3 separate regions of the Homo sapiens genome follow, and regions 1 and 2 are each linked to region 3. The links are chromatin contacts, found by Hi-C or POLR2A ChIA-PET in ENCODE. All regions are on one chromosome and are shown on one strand. The core of a region is the stretch at or near the end of the contact, and the rest is flanking DNA. Distances in the headings are between cores, read along the strand shown.

Region 1 (2,717 bases), core at 178-2,677, 130 kb after region 3:
GCTGGGCAACACAGCGAGACCCTGTGTGGTGGCACATGCCTATAGTCCCAGCTACTTGGGAGGCTGAGGTGAGAGGATTGCTTGAGCCCAGGAGTTCAAGGCTGCAGTGAGCGATGATCACGCAACTGCACTCCAGCCTGGGCAACAAGAGCAAAATTCTGTCTCAAAAAAATTAAAAAAATAAAAATAAAAAAACCAAAAACATGTTCACAAGGAGTTGTTAAGTACGTACTGTTGGCTACTTTCCTAATGTTTGAACCTAACAATTGCCTAACCAACCCCTTTTCAATAGTGTTGTACAGTCTGATTTTCGACAGATCCCTCAATAGTCGAGGCTCCCCCAGGCCAATGGGGCATAGTCATTTCATAGATGATTAGAGGCTTGGGGATGGGGGGGAGGGAACCTTAGTAACCCTTTATTTTTGGAATGGAAAAAAAAAGTAGTCTGACGGGACCAAATATTTTAAAAACTAAACTCTTTGCCAACCCTACTCGGCAGGCAACGAAGGTGTGCTTCTAAACACCTCTGCGCAGGGCTGACGAGGAGGACTCGAATTTCAGCTTGCACAGCAGCACCTCCATCCACTCGTTAAGCATTCACCCAGCTTGAGGGCTGGAGAAAGCACTCTGAGTCTGCAGCCCGTCCACTCCTACTCTGGGAAATGCATACAAAGCAAGCAGTCCCCAGAGCCCGCGTGGCGCCTAGTAGGCTCCCAGTGAGCGGCGACGCAGGACACAGGGGTGGAACACGTGGGCTGGACCCACAGAAGGCAGGCGCGGCGAAGCAGTGGCACCGTGAAGGGCTTCAGGGCCAGTGTTCCTCTGACGGAGGGACAAGAGTTTAGGGAGCGTCCGGGGCAAAGAAAGGGAGGAGTGGGAAGGGGGCCCCCGGGGGACAGCGCCGCGCGGGGAGGAGGGGAGCGCTCGGGCGCGGCGCCTCCGGACGACTGGCCGGGCAGAGCGGAGCGGGGAGCGGGGAGCGGAGAGCGGCGCCTGCACCGCCGAAGCGCAGGACCCACTGGGTTCCAACCGTGCTCCCGCTGGCACGATCCATAATGGAGGCGCCGCGGGCTCTGACCACTGCGGGGCCGCCTTCCCAGTCCGCCTTCCCAGTCCGCACTGCCTCTTGGGGCGGGGCCCTGGGGCTGGGGCTGGGGCCAGGGCCAGGCCGAGGAGCCCCGGCGGCCGCGGGGAGGCCGCGCACTTACCCGGAGCCTGGGAGCGCGGGCGCGGCGTGAGCTGGGCGGCGAGGTGGCCAGCGCTCTGGTTGGGACGCAAGAGAGCGGCGAAGGCCACTTGGATGAGCCAGCGGCTAGGGCGGCCAGGCAAAAGCAGCGCTTTCCGCGCGGAGGACCAGATGCGCTCCAGCCGACTCACCGGCGGCCGGGCTCGCACACGTGCGGCGCAGCGACGCGCCGCGGCCCGACTGGACCCGCCCCGGGGGCGGAGTCCGCTCCCTGCCGCCGGCCCCGCCCCCGGCCCACCCACTCGGAGCGGCCTGCAAGCCAGGGAGCGCCCCAACGCGGACTCCCAGCCTACGCGCGTTCACCCTGGACCTTCCTCGCGACCGCGCCTGAGTCGCACCAGCGGCAGAGAGCGATTTCACCAAGCATCTAAGAGTTCTTTAGATCTTTAGGAAGTCTAAGGCAGCGATTGCCTCCTTTGGTGTTATATTCTAAGTGTTTCCTTCACATAGTTGTGGCCCTTTCACGTTGCACCGACCACGCAGTTGACAATAATGGAAAGAGAATCACTTTAGGGACTAAATATTGTTCTACATTTGATCCTGGGAATGTAGTGGATCTAAAAGCACCATCTTCCTACTTCTTACCGCTCTGGCTTGATGGCTTGCCATAGGATCTGCTTCAAGAAACCGGATCATAGGTTTTTTTTGTTTTGGTTTGGTTTGGTTTTGACAGAGTCTCGCTCTGTCGCACAGGCTGGAGTGCGGTGGCGTGAACACAGTTCACTGCAGCCTCGACCTCCCAGGCTCAAGCAATCCTCCCACTTCAGTATCCCAAGTAGCTGGGACTACAGGTGCATCCCACCGCACCCAGGCTAATTTTTTTGGGGGTGGGGGGTAGAGACAAGATTTCACTATGTTGCCCAGGCTCTAATAGTTTTTTTGCTTTTTGTTTGTTTGTTTGTTTTTTGAGACGGAGTCTTGCTCTGTCGCCCAGGCTGGAGTGCAATGGCGCGATCGCTGCTCACCGCAACCTCCGCCACCCGGGTTCAAGCGATTCTCCTGCCTCAGCCTCCCGAGTAGCTGGGATTACTGGCGCACGCCACCATGCCCGGCTTATTTTTTGTATTTTTAGTAGAGTACGGGGTTTCACTATGTTGGCCAGGCTGGTCTCGAACTCTTGACTTCGTGATCCGCCCGCCTCCGCCTCTGTGTTGAGATTACAGGCGTGAGCCACCGCTCCCAGCCTCTAATAGTTTTTCCGTTTTGTTTTATTTTGTTTGAGAGAGAGTCTCACTCTGTTGCAGGGTTCAAGCGATTCTCCTGCATCAGCCTCCCGAGTAGCTGGGCCTACGAGTGCTTGACATCATGCCAGACTAATTTTTTTGACGGGGTTTTTGCCTGTTGGCCTTGAACTCCTGACCTCAAGTGATTTGCCTGCCTAGGCCTCCCAAAGTACTGGGATTATAGGCATGAGCCACCATGCCCTGCCCAATTTGTTTTTTTGTTTTGTTTTTTACACAATGAAATATAC
Region 2 (2,700 bases), core at 187-2,686, 140 kb before region 3:
CCCTATGTTCCCCAGGCTTGTCTTAAACTCCTGGCTTCAAGCAATCCTTCCCCATCAGCCTCCCAAAGTGCAGGGATTACTTCCATGTGAGCCAATGCACCCCGCCTACATTCTAATCTTAATTCTCTAAATCTAGATGATGACACTTCACAGTTGAGGAGCCTGAGATAGGATCAAAGGTGGCAAGATTACAATTAAAATCCTAAAGTCATTTGTAATCCCAACACTTTGGGAGGACAATGCAGACAGATCACCTGAGGTCAGGAGTTCAAGACTAGTCTGGCCGACATGGTGAAACCCTCTCTCTACTAAAAATACACAAATTAGCCGGGCGTGGTAGTGCATGCCTTGAACCCAGGAGGTGGAGGCTGCAGTGAGCCAAGACCGCACCATTGCACTCCAGTCTGGGTAACAGAGAGAGACTCCATCTCAAAAAAAAAAAAAAAAAAAACCACATGCCAAGCAATCTCAAATAACGAACGGTAAATTTAGGGCTGTGAAGAAACTTGAGAATTACAATAGACTGAATTTGCAGCAAGACAAAAAAAAATTTTAATTTCAGTTACAAAGATGTTATTATCTCTAAACCATAACACAATAAGAATCTGCAGCTCAGCAGATTACCTAAATTCACACGTGAGAAGTGGAATGAACAAAATTTACCAGTCCAATCCAGAGACCTTTGTCGGGAATTCTGGCTGCTGCCATCAATAAAATGGAAGAGAAACAGCCAAGGTAACTGAGTTGGAGTCCCAACTCTGCCATTAATAAGATGAGTGTGCCTCCAAGGTTCAGAACTTGTGGGTATTTCAAACATTGAGTGGGAACTTCTAGAAGGAAAGAGCTGCCATAAAGAAGCCCCACGAGGGCTGAAGAGCTGGCAGGGGTAGAGGGCCCAAGTCCCGTCCGCTGGTCAGGAGGCTTTTCCAGGCCAACCAAAACCACTGTAGTAGGTGGAGACCCCACTGAGTCCATGAGAACACAGAGAAGTTGGGGTAAAACCGCTATAAAAAGAAACATTTGCAAGGCTGTTCAGAAGGCAGTAAAACAAAAAGATACTGTCCAATATTTCCTATTAAAAAATACAGGGCCGGGCGCGGTGGCTCACGCCTGTAATCCCAGCACTTTGGGAGGCCGAGGCTGGTGGATCATCTGAGGTCAGGAATTCAATACCAGCCTGGCCAACATGGTGAAACCCTGTGTCTACTAAAAATACAAAAATTAGCTGCACATGGTACCAGGCGCGCGCCTGTAATCCCAGCTACTCGGGAAGCTGAGGCGGGAGAATCGCTTGAACCCGGGAGGCGGAGCTTGCAGTGAGCTAAGATCGTGCCACTGCACTCCCGCCTGGGCGACAGAACGAGACTCCGTCTCAACAACAATAAAAAAATCCCAGAGTTCCACGCGGCGCCAGCCCCAGCGCGCCAGGGCCGCCTTTGGAGAGCAGCAGCCCTGGCTCTGCGCTACCCTATGGCCGTGGGCCTCAACAAGGGCCAAAAGGTGACCAAGAACGTGAGCGAGCCCAGGCACAGCCGCCGCCGCGGGCGTCTGACCAAACACACCAAGTTTGTGCGGGACATGATCCCGGAGGCATGTGGCTTCGCCCCGTACAAGCAGCACGCCAAGGAGTTACTGAAAGGTCTCCAAAGACAAACGGGTCCTCAAGTTCATCAAGAAAAGGGTGTGGGCGCACATCCGCGCCAAGAGGAAGCGGGAGGAGCAAAGCAACGTCCTGGCCGCCATGAGGAAAGCCGCTGCCAAGAAAGACTGAGCCCCCTTCCCTGCCCTCTCCCTGAAATAAAGAACAGCTTGAGAGGAAAAACAAAACAAAACAAACACACACACACACACACACACACACACACACACACACACCTCTTTTTCTTAGTATTTCCTAACCAAGTGGGAAAGAAATAAAAATCTTTATTCAAATAAAATTTGTGTCTATAGGCCAAAGAACGTGCTAGGCACCAGAAACGTGAACATGAGACAGTTAAAGCTCCTTGCGTCTCGAGCTAGTGGAGTGAGAAGCACTGAGTCTCAGTACAAAGGTCTAGATGGTGCTCTAGGAGGCAGCAGGACCCTCTGCAGTGGGATGGTAAGGGCAGCGTGCAGGGGACATGGCATCTTCTCAGTGAGGTCCAGGCAGAGGGAAGTACACATTATGAAGATAAGAAGGGTAAAAGAGCCAGAAATGGCAGGATCAGTGAGGACTTTAGATAAAGAGGACCACCAGACTGTGAACGACCTGTTTTAAGCTATATTAATGAGTCTCTTTTAGGAATATAATTCTGGGGATGATGCAAAGGGCGGAGGAACAGGAAGAGAGGCTAGTGAACAATATTTGAGGGCAAATGAGGAATGACAGATGAAAGCAGTACAGCGAGTTTTGACGGAAGCATTTGGAGAGGACTCCTGCAAAGAAACCGGTAGGATCTAGTGACCAACTAGATACAGACTACGGGGGAAAATGAGGAGATAAAGTAACTCGGGCTTCTGCATTTAGAAAACACTTTTTTTCCCCTCAAGAGACAAGTTCTCTCTGTTGCCCAGGCTAGAGTGCGGTGGTTATTCACAGGCACAATCTTCATGCACTATGGCCTTGAACTCCTGGGCTCAAGTGATCCTCCCACCTCAGCTGCCAGAGTAGCCACAACTACAGGCACACATCATCGCACCCAGCTGGAGACACTTTTAAAA
Region 3 (2,700 bases), core at 81-2,580:
AAAAAAGTGAGCGTGCTGCGACGTACCCCTCAAAGGAAACAACCAAAAATGTTTCTGGATTTTATTAAAGATAATGCTGGATTCTCGTTCCCCACAGTACCAAAGATGCCACACAGAGTATTCTTGCTCAAAAGAGCGAAGCAATTAATCTAGAGGAAGAGATAACGATGTCGAACGCTGGTAAATCAAAAAAATTAGGAGAGAGGAGTGGAAAAGGAGAAGACGCGGCGGCGCTGTGCGGTCTCGGAGCAGCTCTCCAGGAAAGGGTTCTTGGGCAGCGGCCCCCCTGCTCGGGTGAGCGGCCAGGCTGGAGGTGGCCGCCACGGGCGCGTTTTCCACTCCGACCGGCTCCCGCGCACACGCCCACCGCCCTGCGCAGCCCGCGACCCCGGCGCCCGCAGCGCACCCAAGTCACGCTCAACCCGAGCGGAAAGTTTCGAATCCAAACCCGAGAGCCGAAACGCACAGGTCTCGGGGCTGAACTCGCGCCAGGAACACGCCCGAGGCAAACCACTTGACAACCAGCTTAGGTTCTCAGCAGAAAGGCCGACAGGCGGGGGCCGGGGAGGAAGGGGAGGCGAGACACACGCCCTCCCGCACACTCGGCCCCTCCGCCTCCTCGGCCCGCGGCTCAGGTGGGAGCAACGCAGCCGCTGCACTCCCGCAGCGGGCGGGCCGGAGCCCAGCGGCAGACGCCGGGGCCCCTTCCGGAAAGGGCCGCGACCCCCGGGCCAGCTCGCGGGCAAGGGACGGGTGCGCACGCCCTGCCCGGCGCCTTTCCGCCGGCCTCCCGCCCGCCGGCCGGTGGCGACCCGGGGCGGGAGGTCGCGGGGTCGAGGCTCCGTGATGCTAGGGAACCGGCCGCGGCCCGCGCGCCCCTCCCCCGCCGCCGCCCCTCCCCCCGGGCCGCCCGCCGGGGGCAGGAGCCGAGCGCCAGCGTCCCGGGGGACCAGCCCGCCCGCCGGCCCGGGGACCCGGACAACTTTCCCCTGCGCGGCCGCGGGCGCCCCCGACGGGGCGGGGGTGGGGAACGGGGACAGGCGCAGCGTGGACTCACTTTTTCGGATGTTTCTCTCTTTTCGGCCTCCGCTTTCGGGCCTGAATGGCCAGCACTGGGGAAGAGAAGACACACATTAACGGTCGGGCCGCCCGCCCGGGCTGGCCGCGTGGCGGGGAGAGGGCGCGCCGCGGGCCACTCACCTTTCCGGGAGCTCATTCCGACGCGGCGGAAGCGGGGCGGGGGGCTTCGCGACGGCGACGCGGGCGCCGAGACGAGCTGGGCTGCAGCCTCCACTCGCTCCGCCGGCCGGGAGGAGACGAGAACCGCGCCTGCGCCGCCGCCGCCGCCGCCGCTCCAGCAGGGACCCAGCAAGACCCGCCCCCGTCCGGCCCCGCCCCCGCCCCGCCCCCACCCGCCGGCCCCGGGGGTCGGGACCCCAGCGCCGCGCGCCCAGCGCCCCGCGCCCCCGCCCCACCCACCTGTGCAGAAGTGGCCGCCGCCCATGGCCGCGCTGGCCCTCGGCCTCCCCCACCCCAGCCCGCGGCCCGGGCCTCCGCCTCCTGCGATCCTGCGGCTGGCCCAGGCCGCCCGCCTCTCCCGGGCACCGGACCCGCGGGACCCTCCCTCCCCGCCGCGGCCTCTCCCCTCCGCACCCCGGCCGGTCGCGCCGCCCGCTGCTCCATGCGCCCGTCCTTGGCCGGCGCCTCCGCGGGTCTCGCACCACCTCTCTTCCCGCGGCCTCTTCTCTCCCTTTGCTCCTCTACATCCTTGCAACCCCATGAGCGCCGCTTCCTCCTCTCCGGCAGGCGTGGAAAGGGCACACGACCAAAAGCTGGGAAACCTGGGTCCGCGATTAGCGGTGTGACCTTGGAGAAGTCATTTTCTCTCCCACCTCTAAGTGCCCTCCAGGATTGCATGAGTTTAATGAAGGAAAAGATACAGATAGCATTCAAGGTAGGACAAAGGTTTTGCACATGAATTGAAACTCGCTTCCGTAAACACCAGGTGTATAACAATTCAAAACAACAATCACACCAAGTAGTTATTTTCTGCATCCTACAATGAGGAAACTGAGTCCCAACGAGGTTAAAAAGTTTAACCAGCCAGGATCGAAATTCAGGCCTGGCCGTCGACAAACCACCTTATCAGGCTGCCTACAAAAGATGTGAATCAAGTTGATAGTGACACAAAAAGATAACTGCAATGTTCTCTTATTTATGTAAATAATTACAATAGTTTTTGAAAGATACGCATTCTGACTATTAACTCCCTCATTGGTCACACAACTGTATCTTTGACAAGGTGGCTTACACTAAGGATGATAAATCAGAACGGGAAACTCTGCTTGGATTTTGAAGAGTCCTTAACTTTTTATATTCAAAAAAATATCAAACCCTATAGAAAAGTTACAAGGAAAATACAATTAACAGCCAAATTAACCCATATTCACCAATTTTTAACATTCTGCCACATTTGCTATCTATGTGTCTGTGTGTATGGTTTATTTTGCTGAATCACTTGAGTTTTTGTAGACACTGTTACCCTTTATCCCTAAATATTTCAGTACATATCTACTAAGAATAAAGATAATCTCCCACATAATCAGAATTCCATGATCACTCCAAGAAACTTTCATACTAATACAATGTAATCATCTGTAACATACAGGCCATATATATTCAATTTTGCAAAATATCCCA

Evidence for each region. A loop is a pair of places that touch in the nucleus more often than their neighbours do. ChIA-PET counts read pairs that join two places held with the same protein, here RNA polymerase II (POLR2A). Pooled maps may share reads with other maps.
Region 1: a loop to region 3 is called in a map of B cell, with 5 times the contacts of the local background. The contact joins the promoter of PUS7 here to the promoter of SRPK2 in region 3. A Hi-C loop is called at or near these places in 9 of 168 maps with a recorded cell type or tissue (B cell, CD4-positive, alpha-beta T cell, CD4-positive, alpha-beta memory T cell and 4 more), 8 of 37 single-sample maps with no recorded cell type and 19 of 50 pooled maps. POLR2A ChIA-PET finds 5 or more read pairs at or near these places in 8 of 52 experiments (CD4-positive, alpha-beta T cell, GM12878, OCI-LY7 and 5 more).
Region 2: a loop to region 3 is called in a pooled map, with 2.1 times the contacts of the local background. The contact joins the enhancer-like site here to the promoter of SRPK2 in region 3. A Hi-C loop is called at or near these places in 1 of 50 pooled maps. POLR2A ChIA-PET finds 5 or more read pairs at or near these places in 3 of 52 experiments (A673, activated CD8-positive, alpha-beta memory T cell and activated T-cell).

The regions. Positions count from the first base shown.
Region 1 is chr7:105,520,844-105,523,560 of GRCh38, forward strand. PUS7 (pseudouridine synthase 7) reads right to left here and starts at 1,428. Exons shown (of 16, transcript NM_019042.5): 1 at 1,209-1,428. RefSeq lists enhancers at 255-909, 2,193-2,693 and silencers at 452-597, 807-1,556.
Region 2 is chr7:105,243,200-105,245,899 of GRCh38, forward strand. All of the region lies in intron 2 of SRPK2 (SRSF protein kinase 2), which reads right to left. It also overlaps the pseudogene RPL36P12. Among named protein-coding and RNA genes, the nearest start is that of SRPK2, 140 kb to the right of the region's middle. RefSeq lists an enhancer at 1,455-1,995. Within about 2 kb of position 1,437, at least 7 of the 41 ENCODE cell types and tissues checked have a DNase peak (open chromatin) inside an H3K27ac peak, as active enhancers do; they include A673, where a contact is called at or near this core.
Region 3 is chr7:105,387,591-105,390,290 of GRCh38, forward strand. SRPK2 (SRSF protein kinase 2) reads right to left here and starts at 1,331. Exons shown (of 16, transcript NM_182692.3): 1 at 1,201-1,331; 2 at 1,058-1,112. The coding sequence starts at 1,216. RefSeq lists silencers at 482-581, 682-801, 1,142-1,271, 1,302-1,371, 1,382-1,431 and 1 more.